Linked DNA regions of Homo sapiens: region 1 is linked to region 2. A link is an interaction called in ENCODE POLR2A ChIA-PET data of the cell type or tissue named here. Cell type or tissue: Caco-2. All regions are shown on one strand. Each heading gives the region's core, and the rest is flanking DNA. Links, peaks and the distances in the headings are about the cores only.

Region 1 (10,874 bases), core at 1-8,000, 130 kb after region 2:
GGTGAGAAAGAGAAAAGGTTTAGCTGGGTGCAGTGGCTCATGCCTGTAATCCCAGCACTTTGGGAGGCTAAGGGGTGGGCAGATCACCTGAGGTCAGGAGTTCGAGACCAGCCTGGCCAACATGGTGAAACCCCATCTCTACTAAAAATTCAAAAATTAGTCAGGTGTGGTGGTGGGCGCCTGTAATCCCAGCTACTCCGGAGGCTGAGGCAGGAGAATCACTTGAATCCGGAAGGCAGAGGTTGCAGTGAGCTGAGATCACGCCACTGCACTCCAGCCTGGGTGACAGAGGAGACTCTGTCAAAAAAAAAAAAAAAAAAAAAAGAGAAAGGGTTTTGTCTCTGGGCTCCAGTTTCTCCATATGCCAGCAGGAATACCCTGCTGGAATACCCAGGGCACTGGGGATGAGGATGCATATGGAAAAGTCCCTGGCATGGAGCCGGAGGGTGAGCCATTGCGAGATGGATACCCACCAAAATAATGATGATTATTACCACTCAGCCACTGTCCCCTAAGACTCAGTGCCCCAGAGACCAGGCTAGGAGGAGTCCCTGGAGCCTTGCAAAGAAATGGGGCCTGGAACCTACTTCACTTCACCCACCCCTTGGTGTCTTAGGACAGTGACCTGTGCCAGTTTGGCCCCCTGCCCCAGTTTTAGCATTTTCTGTTGATTCCAACTTTCTCTTCCTTCAGCCTCTCTCCAGTTCCCTTTGGGAAATGTCAGCCCATGTATGCTGGGCCCGTGACACTTGCTTCCTGGTGGGTAGAAGGGTGCAGGGGGACTGGGGCTGGGGGGTGATCAGAACAGAGGTGGGGGTGGCCTGGAGGGCTGCAATGACTGCTGAAGACCCCCAAAGAGACTTAGGAAGAGTAGGGCTACATCTTAGAGAGGCCTCACTCAGGAGCTCCAGGGATAAGGAGCCCAAATCTGACCGTCTTGGTGATATCCCCAGCAGTGGGGCATCCAGGTAGAGCACACGGGCAAAGCTGTCAGTTGCACACATCGCTGGAGCACAAGCAATCAGACCCTGGAGCACCATCAGAGGAGGAACAATAACTAAGAACACCAGGTGGTTAGAGGACACCAGTTCTTAGGATACACCAGGCAGAGGGAACACAGACCACATGTCAGAGCACCGACGCTCAGACGTGAGCACCTGGTGAAGACTAACACACAGCCACTGTGTTTCAATCACAGTGTCCAAGGAGCACAGACTGTTCCACGAACTCAATCACATTGTTCCCCAAGTGTAAACACCCCAGTGCCACAATCACTGCATGCCAGAAATGACACTGTCACAATCACATTGTCCCTAGACCACCAACACCATTGCACAATCACTGTCCTAGGAGCAGAAACAGTCACTCTATCCCAATCACTGCATCCCATGAGGCCACAGTCACCCTGTGACAGTCACAGCATTCTTGGAGCACACACAGTCACTGTCGCAAACCCTGTCCCAGAAACACACAGTCACACTACCCTGGAAATACACAGTCACACTGTCACAATTACACTGTCCCTGGAGGACACAGAGTCATCGTGTCACCATCACAAGACCCCAGAAGCTCACACAGAGCACACAACTGAGGTAGCCACAGCTGGTCATACCCGGACAGCTGGAGCAAACGGAGGTCAATCGGAGAATACCCTCAGAGGAGACCAAGCTCAACACACATGCACCCTCACTATGCTGTCACCTCTGCAGTCAGGGACTCCTTCCCTCTGTGCTGGGACTGCGCCCCCCCTCCACTGTTTCCTGCCTCTGAACAGCTACTTAACGCTAACACTCTTGCCCTGAGAGGGGAACTCCAATCTAACGCAAGGCTCCCAAAACAGTGCTCCCCCAAGAGGCACCCTCTGGATTTCTGACCCCAGCTGCTGCAGGAGGAGTCCACTAACATCCCCGCAATAGAGTCCTCCATCCCCTAGAAGGACCCTGAGAGCACCCCACCCTGAAGTAAAGATCCTGGTCCTAGCAGGCACCCCCTTATGGAGTGCTCCAAGAGTACCCCAAACACTGCGAATCTAGCCCTCAGTATAGTGCCCCCAGGAAGGTCCCTCCAAGTGGTTCCCAGCTTAGCAGCTGTTCTGCACTGTCACCAAGAATACAGACCCCTAAGTGTGCAGCCCCCTTCCCCAACCCAGACCTCGTTAACACCACGCGCAGCGTGGCGCCCCCTAAATGGACCCCAGGATGGGCTTCAGCAGGAAGCCTCCCGTAGAGCGCACAACCAGGGGCCAGGTCCCAGACGCCCCCGCAGCCGAATTCCCTCCGCCCCCGCCAGCCAAACCGACCCCACCCGCATCCTAGCGCCCCCTGCGGCCGGCAGCTCGAGTTGCCTCCTCCCTGCGCGCCCATCCGTTCCGCGCGCATCCGCCGCGGGGAGTCTTACCGCCTGCTGCTGCCTCCGCCCGCGCCGCCGCTGCCGGTGCCAGTGCCATGGAAGGACGAGGGCCAGGACATGCGGGTCGTGCGCAGGCCGGGCCGGTCGCTGGTGTCCATGGCATCGGCGCGCTCTATGGGCCGGTGCGGCTGCCGCTCCCGCTCGGCGCGCTCCGCGCTGTCGGAGTAGCCGCGCTGCTGGATACGGATGGGGGTCCGAGGCTGCCGCCACAGGTGCTGCGGGGGAGGCTTCAGGGTGGCCTGGCCCTCCCGGGGCCCGGGCAGTGACAGAGACAGGCTCCTTTCCGAGGGGACGGTCGGGGGTTCCATGGCGCCGGCCCCCACTTGCGCCCCAGGGGGCCCTGGCCCTTCCAACCTACACCCCGCTCAGCTGCGCGCAAGCCAGCGAGCCCAGGGCCCCGCGGGTGCGCCCGGCCGCGGTAGGGCCATGGCGCCCCGGGGACAGACCCGGGGGCGCTGCGGGCCAATCGCCCCCGGGCCGGGCTCTGCAGCTTCCTTTCGGCGCCTGGAGCTCTGCTCAGTGCCCGGCGGCGCTCTCCGCGCTCCGCGCTCCGCGTTCCGCGGCCCGCTCGGCGCCAGCCCCGGCTCCTCCGCCCCGTCCCGCCCCTCCCCGCCCCCCGCCCGCCGCGGCTGTCAGCGCCGCCCCCCTCCTCCTCCGTCCGGGCCAGCGGGGGGCAGCTACCTAAGGAGGGGGGCCCTTCCCGCCCACGCAGATCCCCGCTCCGGGCTGGGAGGGGGCGCTGGAACTCGTCTGTCTTCAAAGCACCCTGCTTGGCCGCGGCGCGCACAGGCACGAAGGAGTTAAACGGTTAATCCGATCTGGAAGCAGACACCGGACTGGTTGCCAGAGTGTCAGTCAGTCGGTCCATCATGGCGAGGGCGGAGTCCGGTGTTGGCGTGTCCTCGCCGCTACCCCTGGCGGGGGGCAGTTTTTGAGGAGTGGTCCTAGTGCCACCGGCGCGGTACCTGCAGCGGGCGGCGGCAGAGTGTGTGGGATCTCCTGTCTGTGCGTCGGAGGATAGTGATGGTGCGGGCCCGGGGCGGGATGTGCGCGCACGTGGCCTCTTCCGAGGGTTGTCTGTGTTTTCAGTGTCGGCTGGAAGTGTGTGTGCGCACGTGGTTGGCTGCTGTTGTCTGCCCGTTTCTCTGGATTTGGCTGTGTGTATAACTGTGTGTGTCTGTGGGTGAAGGATGTGTGCGCACATGTGCTACCTATTTGGAGGATGTGCATCCCTACGTGGTCTTTTTTCAGGTGGCCTGGGGACTGTGAATGTGTTCTCAAGCGCTTGGATGCGTTTGTGGTCGGTGTGTGCTTGCGGAGTTGTGCACGCGATTCGGCCTCTGTCGTCTGACTGTAGTGTCGGAGGACGTCTATGTATGTTAGTGTGTGCGTGTGCGTGAGTGTATGTGTGTGGTCGGCCTGGGGCCTCTGGGGTGTTTCTGGGGTGTGTCCCATTGGTTCCCTTGTGGCTCCAGGAAGACACCCTGTGGCGGATACCGCAGCTGCCGGCCCACCGCTCTATACATCGCTGCCTCTTCTAAAGCGCTTCTGCCAGAGGTAAACTGAGGAAGGTCCCAGGTAGCCGCGGAGCGCACCCCCGTGCCCTTTTCAGGCGAGTAAACAGGCGAGCCTCCTCCCTGCGGCCCCCGCCAGCAGAGCCCCCCTTCCGGCACCTAAATCGGGAGTCGCCGTGACTCACGCTCCCGCCTCCCCCAGCGCCGCGCCGAGCGAGCAAGCAGAGAGCGAGCGGGATCCGAGTGCGCCCCCATCCCCCTCAACCCCCCCAAGGATGGCTGCTGGGCGGGGGGAGTGCACGCGCCCGCGTGTCCCACCGCCCCCCCCCCCCACGCCGATAAGAGCTCGAACGCGAAACTGCTCTGCTGCGGGACCCGGGGACCAGACCCCTGCCCCCGTGCGCCCCCTGTCACGGGCTCCCCAGGGCACGCGATGCCGTTTGCCACCGCCCTCCCCCCGCGCCCTTCTCCTTATTTGAAAAAAAAAAAAAAAAAAAAAAAAGACTGCCGGTCTTCAACCCCCACAGCCACTTTTCTCCCCGCCAGAGGGGGCTCCCGGCGTGGGCGAACGCCGAGCAAAAACCGGCCCCCCCATCAGCAGCCGCCGGGTATTCCAAGGGCCAAAACTGTGTTCCCCACTTCTCTCAGGAACACCCCCCCCATTACACACTCAAAACGGCTTCTAGGGAATTTGCAGGGGCTGTGAGTTCTCCCCAGATCATATTTGAGAGTCCTGGGCTGGGCCAAATTCTTGGCGGGGTATGCTGTAACGTTGGTTAGAGATCTGGAAGCGGGTGGGAGTGCGTAATGTGAGGTGGGTGGGGGTGTCAGGACACAGCTGGGGTTGCAGAAGAAGGAGGAAACGAGGAGCGGTGGCCTGAGCTGGGGGATAAACTGATCTGGACCTGAGGCTAGTGGGATGGGCGTGGAGAGGTATAATTAAGCAGCTCCAGGGGCGAGAGACAGTCACTTGCTCTCCCTATCTGGAAATGAACCATTGGACCATGACGGAAACAGAGACCCTGGAACCCTCCAATTGAGTAGATGGGGGTGGGGGTGGATTGGAACTGCCGAAAGCGGTGACCAGAGGAGGGCATGGGGGCAGGGGCCGGCCAGAAGCCAGGACCAGCTCAGCTGTCTGACTTTCCAGCTCATTCTTGAGCCAAGAGGGGGGTTGAGTACTCTGGGAAACTGGTTGGGTACCTGGAAGGTCCCCAGATGAGAATCAGCAGGAGGTGCTGTGTGAACCCAGAGCTCGCAGATATTTCTCACATCTCCCCAGGAGAAAGAAAAATACTAGTCCAGACCCCTTCCAAGACTCCACCATCCCCTTCAAGGCGGAGAAGAAACCTGATCCTCCCAGGCGGGGACATGAAAGCCGGTGCACAGCCGCCTGATCAACCTGCCCCAGCTCTGTGAATATGGGAGCATCTTGGGGGCTGGAGACATGACACCCCTTTCCTCAGTCCTGCCCCTTGCTGACTCAGGCAGCTGGAAAATGAAATAAGGGGTTCCTAGAGCCTGCGAAGGGTGCCTTGGGGTAGGGGTGTCACAGCCCGCCACAGGACAAGTTGCAGCTAGTTTTGCAAACGGCAGGGAGCATGGAGATCGGGAAGGGCTGGTGGCTGGACCTAGCCCAGTTGGCACTGTGCCTCCCCAACCCACCTCCCACTCTGCTCCCTCTCCTACCTACCTGTCGTTCTCGGCCCTGGTGATGGAAATCCGCGGTGGGATCAGCAGCGGCAGGGTGGTGGGCCGTGGCGGCAGAGGGACCCCAGGGTCCGAGGGCTCAGGCTGGGCCCAGCCCAGGCCAGGACCGGACGAGAGGCGGCGGCGAGGGCGACGCAGGTCGGCCCCCAGCATGTTGGCACGGTCGGATTCGGGGGTCTCCCTCGACCTCTGGGGAGGGACAAAGTGGAATAGGGGCGTGGCCTGGCTGGGAAGCTCTGAGCCCCTCTCCCCAAGAACACCCCTACCTAGCTGTCTAAGGGAGTAGTTAATGGCGGTATAGGCTCCCCTTCACGTGTGAGCCACTCGCTGACCCCTCACACAGAGGGTGCCCTGCCATCCCTTAGGTCTGAGAGTGCCCCTTCTCAGCCATAATTTTTGTGGGGTCCCCTCTCGATGCCCCAGCCTTGGGGTCTGTCACATCTAGACATTCTGTCTCAAGTGTGAGACCTCTCTAACACATCACCTTTTTAGGGTCTCTTCCCAACCTCCACGTCTAAGAGGGCCCCTCTTGGTCTTAATGTCAATGCCCCCCTCCCATCCCTCACATCTGAGACTCTCAAGACCTCACCACCCCTAGCGCCCCCTCCCACCTCCTCGCCAAAATCCTCTCCTCATTTGAGAAGCCTTTGCCTGCTGTCCCTGGGCCGGCTGAGAGCCTCTTAGGGCAGCAGGAGAAAAAATGGAATCAAGGGGGTAAACTGAGGCACGAGGGGACCAAACTCCTCACAGCTTGGAGGTAGTGAAGCCACGTTCAGGAAATAGCCGTGGTCACTAGAGGGCGCTAGTCTCCCCCAAGGGGCGAAGCCCCGCCCCTAGCCCAAGCCCCTCCTCTCGCACCTCGTCCCCGGTCCCTGCCACGGACAGGGCACTGCGACTCCTCTTCATCTCGCCAACCTAGCGCGCCGTTGGGACTGCGGTGGCCATGTCGGCAGGGCCAGGGCCTCCTACAAGACCAAGCCAAACGCATCTGCCATCAGTGCCCCAGGGCTCCCCCTGCCGGTCGGGCCTAGAACCCGCCCCCGCCACTTGCCTATTGCCTCTCCTGGGGCGTGACGTCAGCGGACTGACGCACCACCAATGTGGTGACGTCGCCCCCGTTGCCAGGGCGACAGCTGACGCACGGCTGGGCTCCTGACGGCGTCAATGCCGGGGTTGGCCACTGGGGGGCCGAGAGCCTCCGGGCCCGGGTCGCCCCAGCCCCCACCCTTCCTCCCGCGGGGGCTTCCCCGGCTCGGGGATCCCGCAGAAAAAACTGGGAGCTCCCAGAGCTGGCCGCGTGCGGCGCGTGGTCCGAGCCGGGGGCCGGAGGAAGCGTCTCCTCCGAGCTGTTGGGCTTTTAAGCCTTAAACCCGAAATAGCTCCGATGTGCGGGGGCCGGGCGCAGAGAGACGGCGGCTTGGGCACAGATGGGGGACGCACAGGCAGAGGCGCGTGGAGACAGACAGGGACGTGTGGAAATAGAAACAGACAGACAGGGACACAGACGCCGTTCCCGAAGACGGGTGCGCTCTGCAGCCACCGATCCTTGTCTGAAATGCTTGGGGGAGGGAGAGGCTGGCTTACTTTACCTTGGCACCCAGGCGCTGAAGATTATTGCTGTGCGGCCATGGGTCAGTGTCTTAAACTCTGTGAGCCTCAGTTTCTTTTCTGTGAAATGGAATGATATTCCCTACAGGGTCCATGTGAGAATGAAATGAGATCAAACCATATTGAACAGAATAGTGTCTGGCACTCAGTAAATATTTAATAAATGGTAACATCTGACCCTGTGGGAGCCTGTTAGAACTCGATTCAGATCATGATCTTCCTCTACTCAGAGCCCTAATAGCTCTTACCTCACTCAGAGGAAACGTCAAAGTCCTCGCGTGGCCCACACAGTCCTGCTAGATAACGCCCAGTCACCTTCCTGCCCTCAGCTCCAGCCACACTGGTCTAGCTGTTTCTGGACACAGCAAGCATGCTGGTGCCTCAGGCCCTTTGCACTTTCAGTTCTGTCCACCTGGAACTCTTCCCCCAAATATCCGCAGGTTGGCCAGATGCGGTGGCTCAGGCCTGTAATCCCAGCACTATGGAAGGCCAAAGCAGGTGGATCACTTGAGGTCAGGAGTTCGAGACCAGCCTGGCCAACATGGTGAAACCCCATTTCTACTAAAAATACAAAAATCAGCCGTGCGTGGTGGCAGGCGCCTGTAGTTCCACCTACTTGGGAGGGTGAGGCAGGAGACTGGCTTGAGCCTGGGAGGTGGAGGTTGCAGTGAGCCGAGATCGGGCCACTGCACTCCAGCCTGGGCAACAGATCGAGACTCCATCTCAAAAAAAAAAAAAAAAAAAATCCGCAGGTCCCTTACCTCTTTTAGGTCTTTGCTTATATCTCATCCTTTCAGGCATTTCTTTCTTTCTTACCCCACCCCCACTTAAAATTATAATACAACCTCCTAGGACTTCTGGTCCCCCTTTTCCCGCTCTTCCCCCCTCATACCACACTATGTAATTTGTTTATTACATTTATTGTCTGTGTCTCCTCACACTGGAATATTAGCTGCAGGAGGGCACGAAAACTTTGTTTAATTATTATGTTAACAATAATGTAGTATTATTCTTTACTATCTCCTGAGCGTCCTGAACAGAATCCGGAACATAATAGGCTTTTAATAACCTGTTCAATGTCAGGTTATTATTGAGAGCCTGATAGTGTAATGTTCCTAACAGTTCTACTGTGTACTAGCTGGTTTATCCCCTACTTTGGTTCTTTTGTTTCTACTTTTTAAATAGAGACTGGGGTCTCACTATGTTACCCAGGCTGGTCTCAAACTCCTGAGCTCAAACTAAAGCTCAAACTCAAAGTGCTGGAATTACAGGTGTGAGCCATCACACCCAGCCTAGTTCTCATTTCTTTATTTTTTTTAATATTTATTTATTTATTTATTTATTTGAGACAGGGTCTCACTCTGTTGCCCAGGCTGGAGTGCAGTGGCACCATTGCACAGCTCACTGCAGCCTCGACCTCCCAGGCTCAGGCTATCCTCCCACCTCAGCCTCCAGAGTAGCAGCTGGTACTACAGGCACGCGCCATCATGCCTGGCTAATTTTTGTTTTTGTTGTTTTGTAGAGATGGGGTCTTGCCATGTTGCCCAGGCTGGTCTCAAACTCCTGGACTAAAGTGCTCCTCACACCTCAGCCTCCCAAAGTGCTGGGATTACATGAACCCATGTTCATGCTGGGCATGAACCACTATGCTCAGTCTGGTTCTTATTTCTTTTTCTTGCCTTATTGCCTTAGCTAGCACTTCAGTTCAATGTAAATTAATGGAAACTAATGTAAACATCATTTCTTCAACCTAGCCTTTAGCACCTGGTGGGCCCTCAACAGACATTTGTTGAACAAATGGATGAATGTATAAAGATAGCTTAGGCCAGGCACGGTGGCTCACGCCTGTAATCCCAGCACTTTGGGAGGCCGAGACAGGCGGATCACGAGGTCAGGAGATCGAGACCATCCTGGCTAACACGGTGAAACCCCACCTCTAGTAAAAATACAAAAAATTAGCCGGGCCCGGGGGCGGGCGCCTGTAGTCCCAGCTGCTCGGGAGGCTGAGGCAGGAGAATGGCGTGAACCCGGGAGGCAGAGCTTGCAGTGAGCTGAGATCATGCTACTGCACTGCAGCCTGGGTGACCTGGGTGACAGAGCGAGACTCCATCTCAAAAAAAAAAAAAGATAGCTTAAAGGTCACCTCCATTTTTCAGCCAGACTGCCCCAGTCCATGTTCTGGGCCCCCACTGCAGGTTTTTCTACCCCCATTAAAGCACTCACCACTCTGATTGTAACCTGTATTCTCCAGCAAACAGAGCAAGAAATGGTACCCATTCATTGTGGCCCTCAGCCTCGACCTCCTGGGCTAAAGCAGTCCTCCCATCTCAGCCTCCTGAGTAGCTGGGATTACAGGCACACACCACCATGCCCAGCTAATTTTTGTTTTTTGGGTTTTTGTTTGTTTGTTGTTTTGTTTGTTTTTTTGAGACAGAATCTTGCACTGTCGCCCGAGCTGAAGTGCAATGGCACAATCTCGGCTCACTGCAACCTCTGCCTCCCGGGTTCAAGTGATTCTCCTGCCTCAGCCTCCTGAGTAGCTGGGATTACAGGCACCTGCCACCACGCCTGGCTAATTTTTTGTATTTTTAATAGAGACGGGGTTTCACTATGTTGGTCAGGCTGATCTCAAATTCCTGACCTCATGATCCACCTGCCTTGGCCTCCCAAAGTGCTAGAATTACAGGCGTGAGCCACCATGCCTGGCCTTAATTTTTGTATTTTTTGTAGTGATAGAGTTTCACCATGTTGCCTAGGCTGGTCTGGAACTCCTGGGCTCAAGCAAACCTCCCACCTCGACCTCCCAAAGTGCTGGGATTACAAGCATGGGCCACCATGCCTGGCCTAAAAAGTAAACATGTTTTAATAAAAAAAAAAAGAGAGAGAAAGAAGCTGCAGCAAGTTACCCAGAAGAAATCTAGCTAAAATTATTGATGAAGGTGGCTACAATCAACAACAAATTGTTCAGTGTAGACAAAATAGTCTTTTTTTTTTTTTTTGAGATGGAGTGTCGCTCTGTTGCCCAGGCTGGAGTGCAGTGGCGCGATCTTGGCTCACTGCAAGCTCCACCTCCTGGGTTCACGCCATTCTCCTGCCTCAGCCTCCCAAGTAGCTGGGACTACAGGCACCTGCCACCATGCCCGGCTAATTTTTTTTTTTTTTTGTATTTTTAGTAAAGATAGGGTTTCACTGTGTTAGCCAGGATGGTCTCGATCTCCTGACCTCATGATCCGCCCACCTCAGCCCCCCGAAGTGCTGGGATTACAAGCGTGAGCCACAGCTCCTGGTCTATTTTTTTTTTTTTTTTTTCTGAGTCAGAGTCAGGGGGATGGGAAGAGCCTGTTGCTCAGACTGGAGTGCAATGGCAAGATTGCAGCTTACTGCAACCTCCGCCTCCCAGGTCAAGCGATTCTCATGCCTCAGCCTCCGGAGTAGCTGGGATTACAGGTGCGTGCCACCACGCCTACCTAATTTTTTGTATTTTTATAGAGACGGGGTTTCACCATGTTGCCCCGTCTGGTTTCTAATTCCTAGGATTATAGGCGTGAACCACGGCGCCTGCCCAACAAAATAGTCTTCTATTGGAAGTAGATGCCAACTAGGACTTTCACCCTAGAGAGAAGTGAAGTCAAT
Region 2 (11,248 bases), core at 1,154-9,153:
TGAATGGCCCCAGACTGGTTGCAGCTGGGCTTGAGGGGCTGACAACAGGAAGTACCATCATCACTGCCAGAGCTCAAGATCCCACACCCGACATGACATAAATAAAAAAATAAATAGTGTTGTATCTTTCCCCTCATCCCCTCCCTTTATAAAAACACAAAGTCCTCAGAGCTGGGGCGTTTGGCCCTGAGGAGCCGCCCTGTGCGAGGGAGCCGGAGTGTGGGCTGGGCGAGCTGGGAGCAGAGGTCGTCCAGGCTGTGGTCCTGAGCATGGCCCTCGGCCAGGGTGAACATGGGGTACCGCTCTGTGGCTGAGGAGGAGCTGAGGACCTGGCGGGAAGAGGGAGACAGGGTCAGCCACAAACAGTGCCAAGCCATATTCCTTAGCCCAGGTTTATTTAGTAGGTGCTTCTCAGGACCACCTCTCCAGGAGAGAGCAGCCAATCAGCACCTTCCATCCCCTGGCCACAGTGATTGGCTCAGCCATGAGCATGTGACCCAGCTCAGCCAAAGACTGACAGTCCTGGGATTTTTGCTGCAAAACCTGCGTTTCCCTTCCAGTGACCACAGGGTGGGTGCCCAGAATGGCTGGTGGCCATCTCTCGCCCCCATAAGGGTAGAGTCCTGGTCGGACAGCAGGGCCAAGAGACAGGGAGGGTTCCCACCACTTGAGCCCCTGGATACAGCTGCCTCCAAGGGATGATGCCTTAACAGTGGGCTTTGGCGTTCCCACCTTTTCAGGGGTGGACATTCTTCACATTTCCCAGGTTAGGACCCCTAGCCTGGAAGCAGCACCCCAGCTCTGCTGGACTCGAGGCCTCTGTTCCTCTTTCACCCCCAGCCCTGCCCAACCGCCCCCCTCACCCCACTCCAGCTTTCCTCTTGCTCACCCTGGTCAGCTCTGAGCAGAGTGTCTCAAACTCCTTCCTGTCTCCAGCATAGAAGCCCACGGTACAGCTTGGGTCCATCTTGGCAAAGGCCATCTTGCGGGGCGAGGTGCAGTGGAAGGACTGGGGCAGACAGACGAGGAAGGCTCAGAGGCTGGGCTGCCCACCCGCCATGGCCCCAACCACACACTGGGGCTCCCACTCACCTCCAGGGGGAAGTCGGCCTGGCTGACATCCACAGTGGGCTGGCAGTAGTGAGGGTCCAGGTACAGCAGGAAGTCATCTGCAGGGGGTGCAGGTGTGAGTGGGGGTGCGGTGGGGGGTGGGAGGAGTGAGGAGGGGGTGGGCCTACCTTGGTAGCCAATGAAGTACAGTGAGTGTCGCGGTTTCCCACCCATGATGCCCAGGCACAGCTCGCAACGCAGGAGTTCCTGCAGGGAGGAGGGTAGGCAGGTGCTGTCAGGCAGCCACTCAACAAACGCTTGGCAAACACCTCCTCTGTGAGAACCCAGCCTCTGGAGGGCAGCAGTGATCAAGACCACAAAACCCTTGCCCTCAGGAGCTGACATCCTAGTGTGAGAGACTAACAAGGAAGATGATTACATGAATTTTTTTTTTTTTTTTTTTTTTGAGACGGAGTCTCACTCTGTCACCCAGCCTGGAGTGCAGTGGCCCAATTGGCTCACCGCAACCTCCGCCTCCTAAGTTCAAGCGATTCTCCTGCCTCAGCTTCTCAAGTAGCTGGGATTACAGGCACCCGCCACCACACCCGGGTTAATTTTTTGTATTTTTAGTAAAAATGGGGTTTCACCATGTTAGCCAGGCTGGTCTGGAACTCCTCCTAACCTCAGGTGATCTGCCCGTCTCGGCCTCCTAAAGTGCTGGGATTACAGGCTGGAGTGCAGTAGCACGATCTTGGCTCACCGAAACCTCCATCTCCTGGGTTCAAGCAGTTCTCCTGCCTCAGCCTCCCGAGCAGCTGGGATTACAGGCGCCCGCCACCACGCCCAGCTAATTTTTGTATTTTTAGTAGAGACGAGGTTTCACCATGTTGGCCAGACTGGTCTTGGACTCCTGACCTCAGGTGATCCACCTGCCTCCCAAAGTGCTGGGATTACAGGCGTGGGCCACCACGCCCAGCCAATTACATGATTTATCTCATGTGTTAGAGGTGATAACTATATGGAAAAGAATAAAAGAGGGAAGGGAGCCTTGTGATTTTAAGTAAAGAGGTCAAACATTACAGCTCTTTTAGAATTTGTCTCAGGTTTTCTGGTTCTCACTGGAAAACCCCCCACGCAAAAAATATTTTAAAACAGGAGCCAAGCAGTGGCTCATGTCCATAATCTCAGTACTTTGGGAGGCCGAAGCGGGAGGATCACGAGGTCAGGAGATCGAGACCATCCTGATTAACACAATGAAACCCCATCTCCATTAAAAATACAAAAATTAGCCAGGAGTGGTGGCGGACGCCTGTAGTCCCAGCTACTCGGGAGGCTGAGGCAGGAGAATGGCATGAACCCAGGAGGTGGAGCTTGCAGTGAGCTGAGATCATGCCACTGCACTCCAGCCTGAGTGACAGAGCAAGACTCCGTCTCAAAAAAAAAAAAAAAAAAAAAGCCACATGCATCACTGCTGAAAGAGTGCTCCAAGCAGCAGGGGCAGCAAGCGCAAAGGCCCTGAGGTGGGAGTGTCTGAAATAGGTGAGGAGGCCCCTGTGGCTGCAGCAGAGTGTGGGAGGAGGATATGAGGTCAAGGTGGGGGATATCCCGACATCAAGAAGGTGGTGTGGACAAATAGTGCCGGGCTCTGTGGGTCACTGGGAAAACTGGCTTTTATTCGGATGCAAATACATAGGGGACTTTCCAGCCTCAGGGTCTCTGTCTTGCTGTTCCTTTTGCCTGGAGCACTTCTCCTCTGGCTCCTCATTTGCCTGGTGGCTGCAGAGGCGCTTTTCTAGGCTCTGCTGCTACCCTCATCTGCCCTTCATTGGGTTACTGTTTTTTTAAAGTTGTGTAGAGGCTGGGTGCAGTGGCTCATGCCTGTAATCCCAACGCTTTGGGAGACCGAGGTGGGTGGATCACCTGAGGTCGGGAGTTCAAGACCAGCCTGGCCAACATGGGAAAACCCCATCTCTGCTAAAAATACAAAAATTAGCCGGGCGTGGTGGCATACACCTGTAATCCCAGCTACTTGGGTGGCTGAGGCAGGAAATTTGCTTGAACCTGGGAAGCGGAGGTTGCAGTGAGCCAAGACGGTGTCACTGCACTCCAGCGTGGGCAAGAGAGTGAGACTCGAATATTTTCAAAAAAAATTGTGTAGAGATGGGGGTCTCACTATGTTGCCCAGACTGGTCTCAAATGATCCTCCTGCCTCGGCCTCCCAAAGTGCTGGGATTATAGGCCTGAGCCACTGTGCCTGGCTTCATTCCAAACAGTGATGCTACTTTGGTTACATAGCCACTGCTGAGCATCCTCCCATCAGAACGTCTGCTCCCAGCAGGCACACTCAGAACTCCTGCCTATTCTGTTCCCCTCTGAATCCCCAGCAGTCGGGACAGTGGGGAGCACACATAGCAGGTGCTGCATAGTATAAAAAAAGAAGGGATGGGCCGGGCGTGGTGGCTCACACCTGTAATCCCAGCACTTTGGGAGGCTGAGGTGGGTGGATCACCTGAGGTCAGGAGTTTGAGAACCAGCCTGGCCAACATGGCGAAACCCCGTCTCTACTAAAAATACAAAAGTTAGCCGGGCGTGGTGGCACACGCCTGTAGTCCCAGCTACCTGGGAGACTGAGGCAGGAGAATTGCTTGAACTCGGGAGGCGGAGGTTGCAATGAGCCAAGACTGTGCCACTGCACTCCAGCCTGGGCAAAAGAGCAAGACTCTGTCTCAAAAAAAAAGGGATGGCCCGTGTGGTGGCTCACGCCTGTTATCCCAGCACTTTGGGAGGCCGAGGTGGGCAGATGACCTGAGGTTAGGAGTTCAAGATCAGCCTGACCAAAATGGTGAAACCCTGTCTCTACTAAAAGTACAAAATTAGGTGGTCGTGGTGGCGCATGCCTGTAATCCTAACTACTTGGGAGGCTGAGGCAAGAAAATCGCTTGAACCCAGGAGGCGGAGGTTGCAGCGAGCCGAGATCACGTTATTGACCTCCAGCCTGGGCAACAAGAGCGAAACTCCATCTCAAAAAAAAAAAAGTGATGAGGGCTGCACAAACAGCAGCCCTAACACAAACTAAACAAGTCTGGAGGGCTCCCAGGTGGAGGTGTCCTAGAATTCAGCTGAACCTACCTTCACGCAGGGCACATACACGGGGTTGAGAGTCTCGCCACCCAGTCGCACGGGCACCAGGATGACCACAGACTTCCACTCGGCTGTGGGGTCTGGCCTGGCCACCAGGCGTGCCACATCCGCCTTGTACACTGGAGGGACGGGACAGCAGCAGGTCACCTTCTTGCCACCCTTCAAGCCCCAGCGTAGCCCTCTAACCCCAGGGGCTCAACCTCAACCGTGCAATTTCTCAGAGGGCAACACTGTCATCACTAACCAAAATCATCATTCTAGTGCCCCCCAAACACCCCCAGAAAATCCCAGGACCTCCAGGCAGGTGTGGACATCCCCATTTTACAGAGTGGGCAACTGAGGCCCTGGGATGTAGACCAAAAGTATATACAGAAGGGAGAGGTAGAGACTGTTCTCTCAAGCTCCTCCCCAGCCCCATGCCTGACAGGTCCTCAGTGACTCCATGCCTCGGTTTGCCAATACAGAAGCTGGAGCACTGGGCACTCAGCCCCTAAACCAAATATCCTGGTATGTCCCTCCTCCTCCAGTCCCATTTACTTGGGCCCATTCTCCTGCCCCCTGCCTTGCAGCTACGTAAGCCCATTTTGTGCTCCTAGAGAAGTAGATTAGACCCATTTTGGAGATAAGGTTCTCTGAAAATCGAATCTTTTCCCAAACACCTACAATTTTGCATAAAAAATTTACAGAGGTAGCCGGGCACGGTGGCTCCAGCTTGTAATCCCAGCACTTTGGGAGGCCGAGGAGGGGGGATCATGAGGTCAGGAGATCGAGAGACCATACTGGCAAAGACAGTGAAACCCCAACTCTACTAAAAATACAAAAAAAATTAGCTGGGCGTGATGGCACGCGCCTGTAGTCCCAGCTATTGGGAGGCTGAGGCAGGAGAATCACTCGAACTCAGGAGGCGGAGGTTGCAGTGAGCCAAGACTGTGCCACTGCACTCCAGCCTGGGTGACAGAGTGAGACTCTGTCTCAAAAAAAAAAAAAAAAAAAAAAAAAAAAAAAAAAAAAAAAAAAAATTACAGGGGCTGGGCACAGTGGCTCAAGCTTGTAATCCCAGCACTTTGGGAGGCCAAAGTGGGCGAATCACCTGAGGTCAGGAGTTCAAGACCGGCCTTGTCAACATGGTGAAACCCCATCTCTACTAAAAATAGAAAAATTAGCCTGGTATGGTGGTGCGTGCCTGTAATCCCAGCTATTTGAGAGGCTGAGGCAGGAGAATCGCTTGAACCCAGGAGGCAGAGGTTGCAGTGAGCCGAGATCGTGCCTCTGCACTGAAGCCTGGGTGACAGAGTGACCTGACCTCAGGTGATCCACCCACCTTGGCCTCCCAAAGTGCTGGGATTACAGGCGTGAGCCACTGCGCCTGGCCTCTTTTTTTTTTTTTTTTTTTTTTCGACAGGATCCTACTCTGTCGCCCAGGCTGGAGTGCAATGGCATAATGACAGCTCACTGTAACCTCGAACTCCTGGGTTCAAGCAATCCTCCCACCTCAGCCTCCCAAGTAGCTGAGACTACAGTATGTGCCACCACACCTGGCCTTATGTCTCTATTCTATCACTCAAGGAGAAGCCCCTGAAGTTTCTTGTTCCAGAGGGAGAGACGGAGAAGAGGGACTATCTCCCACTGCACAGGCCTTGCATCCTTCCCCAGTGTCCCTCTGCCCCACAACTTGTTCCAGCCTCTGAGGAAGATGCACTCTAAGAATCGGGTAAGGCAGAGTCTGGCTCAGGGTGGGGCCCCTGTGATCTTGGCTCCCAGCCCCTTACCTGTGCAGTCCTGAGAAACGTACACCACCAGGCGGGTGACGTCGGAGCAGCTCTCCACGGCTTTCCTGGGGGCAGGAGGGAAGGCCTGAGTGCCTGCGGGTACCCAGCAACTCCCGTGATCCCTGCAGCAGCCCTCACCTGAGGATGTGTGCCACTAGCGATGGCCCATACCAGTCACCTGCCTTCTTGCCTGAGCTCTGCCCAAGCTCCACCAGCCGGTGTAGGCCAAAGGGGGCCCGGGGGTGGTCGGCGAACCAGGACACAATCTGCCGGTGCCGGCGTTCCTGCTCCAGCTCAGGGGCACCCTGGGCCCAGCGTGGGGGCATCCAGCGGGCAGGCCCATGGTACCGGCTGGGAGAGGCTGACCCTGACAGCTCAGGGGGGCCCAGGCCCATGCCCTCGGCCCATGTCCAGTCTGGTGGAATGGAGCACATAGTCAAACAGTGCTAGTGTGTGGGGGGCAGAGGTCCCATCTACACATGCACCGCACACAATGCGAATGCTCCTGAACCCCGTAATTCAACAGAATTTACATATTCCTGAAACATATACTTATCCTTATTTATTTATTTATTTTTTGTTACTTAAAGACAGGATCTCAGCCAGACGCGGTGGCTCATGCCTGTAATCTCAGCACTTTGGGAGACCAAGGCAGGTGGATCACTTGAGGCCTGGAGTTCGAGACCAGCCTGGCCAACATGGTGAAACCCCTTCTCTGATAAAAAAAAAAATATACAAAAAGTAGACAAGCGTGGTGGCGGGCACCTGTAATCCCAGCTACTCAGGAGGCTGAGGCAGGAGAATCGCTTGAACCTGGGAGGCAGAGGTTGCAGTGAGCCAAGATCTCTCCACTGCACTTCAGCCAGGATGATAGAGGAAGACTCAGTCTCAAAAAAAAAAATAATAATAATAATAAATAAAATAAATAAATAAAGACAGGATCTCACTGTCATCCAGACTGGAGTGCAGTGGCACAATCACGTCTCACTACAGCCTCTAAATCCTGAGCTCAACAGATTCTCCCGCCTCAGCCTCCTGAGTAGTTGGGATCACAGGCACATGCCACCACACTCAGCTAATTTTTAAAATTTTTTTGTAGAGACAGGAGCCTTGTCATGTGGCCTAGGCTGGTGTCGAATGCCTATGCTCAAGCGATCCTCCTGCCTCAGCCTCCTAATGTGCTGGGATTACAGGCATGAGCCACCACACTCGACCTGTTATTGTTGGAGTCTCATTCTGTCACTCGGGTTGGAGTGCAGTGGCAGGATCATAGTTCACTGCAGACTTGAACACCTGGGCACGAGCAATCTTCCCACCTCAGCCTCCCAGGTAGCTGGGATTACAAGCATGCAGCACAGTGCCCAGCCAAAACTCTTTTTTTTTTTTTGAGACTGAGTCTCGCTCTGCCACCCAGGCTGGAGTGCAGTGGCACGGATCTCGGCTCACTGCAACCTCCGCCTCCCCGGTTCAAGCAATTCTCTGCTTTACCTTGCCAAATTACAGGTGCCTGCCACCACACCCAGCTAATTTTTGTATTTTTAGTAGAGATGGGGTTTCACCATCTTGGCCAGGCTGGTCTTGAACTCCTGACCTCATGATCCACCAGCCTCAGCCTCCCAAAGTGCTGGGATTACAGGCATGAGCCACCGTGCCTGGTGAAACTTTTTTTTATTTTTATTTTTGACACAGAGTCTCCCTCTGTTGCCCAGGCTGGAGTGCAGTGGTGCGATCTTGGCTTGCTGTAACCTCCGCCTCCTGGGTTCAAGAGATTCTCCCACCTCAGCCTCGGGAGTAGCTGGGATTACAGGCGTGTGCCACCACAACCGGCTAATTTTTGTATTTTTAGTAGAGATGGGGTTTCATCATATTGGCCAGGCTGGTCTTGAACTCCTGACCGCAAGGGATCCATCCGCCTCAGCCTCCCAAAGTGCTAGGATTACAGGCATGAGCCACCGTTTCCAACCCCGGCTGAAACTCTTATAAACAACTCTCATCTCTCCAAAACTTACTTGACACACAATTCTAACGTGACTTTGAACTCTTAGTTGGTAAGTAATTCTAATACTGCTGATATGGCAGTTGACCCTGTACTCCTAGTGCACCCCTTCCCCCCTATGGCTCACCTCTGGGCAGGAAATGCAGCAGAAGGCCCTGTGCCAGCATCATCTGGCCGCTGCGTAACATGCACCCCCAGCCACAGTCCGAGGTCAGGCAGCCCCCAGGAAGGGGCGGGAAGTCCCGGCGGTATGTGAGCCACAGGCGGGACACAAAGTCCCGCTGGAAACGCTGTATGTCACCTACAAGAGCGGGTCTGTCAGCTGCCACCAGGGACACTCCGGCGGGCGTGGAGAGGCCTCCCCCAGCCCTGGTCCCAACCACCAGCTCACCCTCGCCCTCGAAACGGTAGCGGCGGCCACAGAGGTGGATGCTGGAGATCTTGCTAAAGCTGGTCCGGCTTTTAACCACCCAACCTGGGGAGACGTAGGGGCAGCGCCCAGCGAGATGAAGCACTTGCATGACAGCAACAGCGCTTCCATTCCCCCATCTGTGAAATGGGCACGATCCTAGTTCCTATCTCCGGGGTGGCTCCGGGGATTCCGTCGGAGGTGGGGCCCCCAGTGACAGCTACAGGAGTGTCCACCATCAATTCAGGATGAAGGAAGGTAGTTCTGATTATTGTACCCATTTTACAGAGAGGGGCAAAAACGGAGGCGCCAGGAAGCAAAGGATCTTGCCCAAGGTCACACAGGGGAATGGGCGGGGCTTGAAAACACTATTGGACCTGCCACAGGTCCACCCTGGGCCGGGCAGGGAGGGGACCCACAGGTGACTCAGGACGGGAACAAGGGTGGGATAACTGGCAGGACCGGGGTCTGGTTTTCCTCAACGGCCCCCGACACCCCCACGATCTCCGGGCCCCCTCCTCACCGTACTTGACGTTGTTCCAGGCTGTCAGGAACTTGGCCTTGAACTTGTCCACTTCGTCCGGCTCACTCGGGCCAGCCCCGGGAGAGCCAAGAGCGGGGCCGCTGGCTCCGGAAGGCCCCAGGCCGTTGGGGTCTGGGCCTCTGGGACCCCGCGGCCTGCGGGCCTCGGGCCGGCGGCGCGCGTCCTCCGGGCTGCTGCTCCGGTACTGCGCGGCGGCCGGCGACACTGAGTTCATGGACGCGCCGGGAGGGCGGACCGAGGGCCCAGGTGGGGGGCTGCGGCCGCTGCCCCCCAAGGGCGACCCGCAGCCGGTTCACGGGGCCCGGGGAAGGCGCTACTCGGCCCCCGTCCCCAGGGTACCGGGCCAGGCAACAGCCGCCGCCGCTGCTACCGCAGCCATCGCCATCTTAGCGGGCCAGGACCCCGGATGACGGTGGGCGTGGCCAAGCCAGACGCCCCGCCCCGCCCTCTCCCCGCCCAGCCGCCTTTCCTGCCCCGATCCCGGGTCGCCAGGCGGGGACCTCAAACCCCGACGCCTTCCCGCGGCCTCCCCCCGCCCTCCTTATCACACCGCCAGGAGCGCGACAGCCCCTTCAGGCCCTTATCGGAGGCAGCAGAGCTGGGGAACCCCTGCCCCTGGCCCCGCCCCTAGTCCTGCCCCCCAGGGCCCAGGACTGACCTCCTGGCAGGCGCCCAGGTGAGACTGACTGCGCACCTGCAGCGCCCGCCCCGCCTCCCGAGTGCACCTGCGCGGGCTGCCGACCCAGAACCCGCCCTGGCCTGGGACCAAATCGACTAGTGTGACCTCCGGGGCAAGCCACGCCTCTCTGTGCCTCAGTTTCCTCATGTGCAAAATAGGGCTGGAATACACGCAACAACATAGACGAATCTTCATGAGAATTATGCTCAGGGAAAAAAAATCCAGGGGTAGGCAGGCGCGGGAGGGAGGGATGAATGAAGTGCTCCAGGAAAGTTTTTTTCAGTGTTTGTTTTGTCGAGACAGCATCTGGCTCTGTTGTCCAGACTGGAGTGCAGTGGCGCTTTCATAGCTCACTGCAGCCTCCAACTCTGATCCTCCAACCTCAGCCTCCAGAGTAGCTGAGACCGCAGACAGGAGCCACCATGCCTGGTTAATTTTTTAAATTTTATTTGTAGATAAGGGGTCTCGCTATGTTGTCTAGGCTGGTCTCAAACTCCTGGCTTCATGAGATCCTCCCGCCTCAGCCTCCCAAATGCTGGGATTACAGGCGTGAGCCACCACCTCAGGCAGGAAGACATTTTTTGGAGCTGTGGATAAATTCAGTATCTTAACTGTAATAGTGGCTTCACAGGTGTGAAAACTCATCAGATTGTACGCTTAAAATTTGCATGGTTTTGTATATGTCTATTATACCTCAATAAGGCTGAAAAAAAACCTCTTTGTTTTAAAAAGTAATCAGTTAACTTTTTATAGAGACAAGTTCTCTCTATGTTGCCCAGGCTGGCCTGAAACTCCTTAGCTCAAGTGATCCTCCTGCCTCAGCCTCCCAAGTAGCTGAGACTACAGGAAAATATTTTATTTTATTTTATTTTTTAATTTTTTTTCTCTAACCTTGCGAGGCCCAAACAGATTTTGGTTGTTGTTGTTGAGACAGGGTCTTGCTCTGTCATCCAGACTACAGTGCAGTGGCCTGATCATGGCTCACTGCAGTCTCAACTGCCGAGGCTTAAGCAAGTCTCCTGCCTCAGCCACCTGAGTAGCTAGGACTATAGGCACATGCCACCACCCCTGGCTAATTTTTTTTTTTTTTTTTGAGACGGAGTCTCGTTCTGTTGCCCAGGTTGGAGTGCAATGGCGCGATCTCGACTCACTGCAAGCTCTGTCTCCCAGGTTCACACCATTCTCTTGCCTCAGCCTCCCGAGTAGCTGGGACTACAGGCGCCCGCCACCACGCCTGGCTGATTTTTTGTATTTTTAGTAGAGACGAGGTTTCATCGTGTTAGCCAGGATGGTCTCGATCTCCTGACCTCGTGATCCGCCCACCTCGGCCTCCCAAAGTGCTGGGATTACAGGCGTGGGCCACCGTGCCTGGCCACCCCTGGCTAATTTTTAAAAATTTTTCTGTAGAGATAGAGTCTCCCAGTGTTGCTCAGGCTAGTCTTGAACTCCTGGGCTGAAACGATTAGCCTCAGCCTCCCAAAGTTCTAGGATGACAGACATGAGCCACTGCACCTGGCCAGGGACAATTTTTATTTTTTATTTTATTTTCATTTATTTATGTATTTATTTTGAGATGGAGTTTCGCTCTTGTTGCCCAGGCTGGAGTGCACTAGTGCGATCTTGGCTCACTGCAACCACCACCTCTCAGGTTCAAGCAATT

The links. ChIA-PET counts read pairs that join two places held together with the same protein. Peaks named below come from ENCODE experiments on the same cell type or tissue, not always from the same donor. Only the 100,000 strongest peaks of a DNase experiment are listed, where the experiment ranks them.
Region 1: POLR2A ChIA-PET joins it to region 2 with 10 read pairs; 9 of 35 experiments call an interaction of 5 or more read pairs at or near these places.

The regions. Positions count from the first base shown.
Region 1 is chr19:10,412,608-10,423,481 of GRCh38, reverse strand. PDE4A (phosphodiesterase 4A) reads right to left here and starts at 2,944. Exons shown (of 15, transcript NM_001111307.2): 1 at 2,398-2,944. The coding sequence starts at 2,717. RefSeq lists enhancers at 1,902-2,091, 3,272-4,151, 5,145-5,695, 5,696-6,247, 6,550-6,669 and silencers at 2,302-2,351, 2,582-3,051, 6,770-7,039. In Caco-2, for the core only: CTCF peaks have their summits at 2,280 (motif pointing left), 6,597 (motif pointing left) and 6,798 (motif pointing right); DNase peaks (open chromatin) are centred at 3,231, 3,421 and 6,661; H3K4me3 peaks cover 2,781 bases; H3K27me3 peaks cover 944 bases.
Region 2 is chr19:10,541,966-10,553,213 of GRCh38, reverse strand. It overlaps ATG4D (autophagy related 4D cysteine peptidase), which reads right to left and starts at 9,310. Exons shown (of 10, transcript NM_032885.6): 1 at 8,889-9,310; 2 at 8,348-8,431; 3 at 8,084-8,257; 4 at 6,099-6,375; 5 at 5,961-6,025; 6 at 4,180-4,310; 7 at 1,239-1,317; 8 at 1,093-1,169; 9 at 890-1,009; 10 at 1-329. The coding sequence starts at 9,123. The coding sequence ends at 147. KRI1 (KRI1 homolog) reads left to right here. Exons shown (of 19, transcript NM_023008.5): 19 at 1-129. It overlaps MIR1238 (microRNA 1238), which reads right to left and starts at 1,092; the gene lies at 1,010-1,092. It also overlaps the pseudogene RNU7-140P. RefSeq lists an enhancer at 8,324-8,919 and silencers at 8,965-9,144, 9,195-9,534, 9,545-9,594. In Caco-2, for the core only: no CTCF peak of the experiment used is centred there; a DNase peak (open chromatin) is centred at 8,793; H3K4me3 peaks cover 1,006 bases.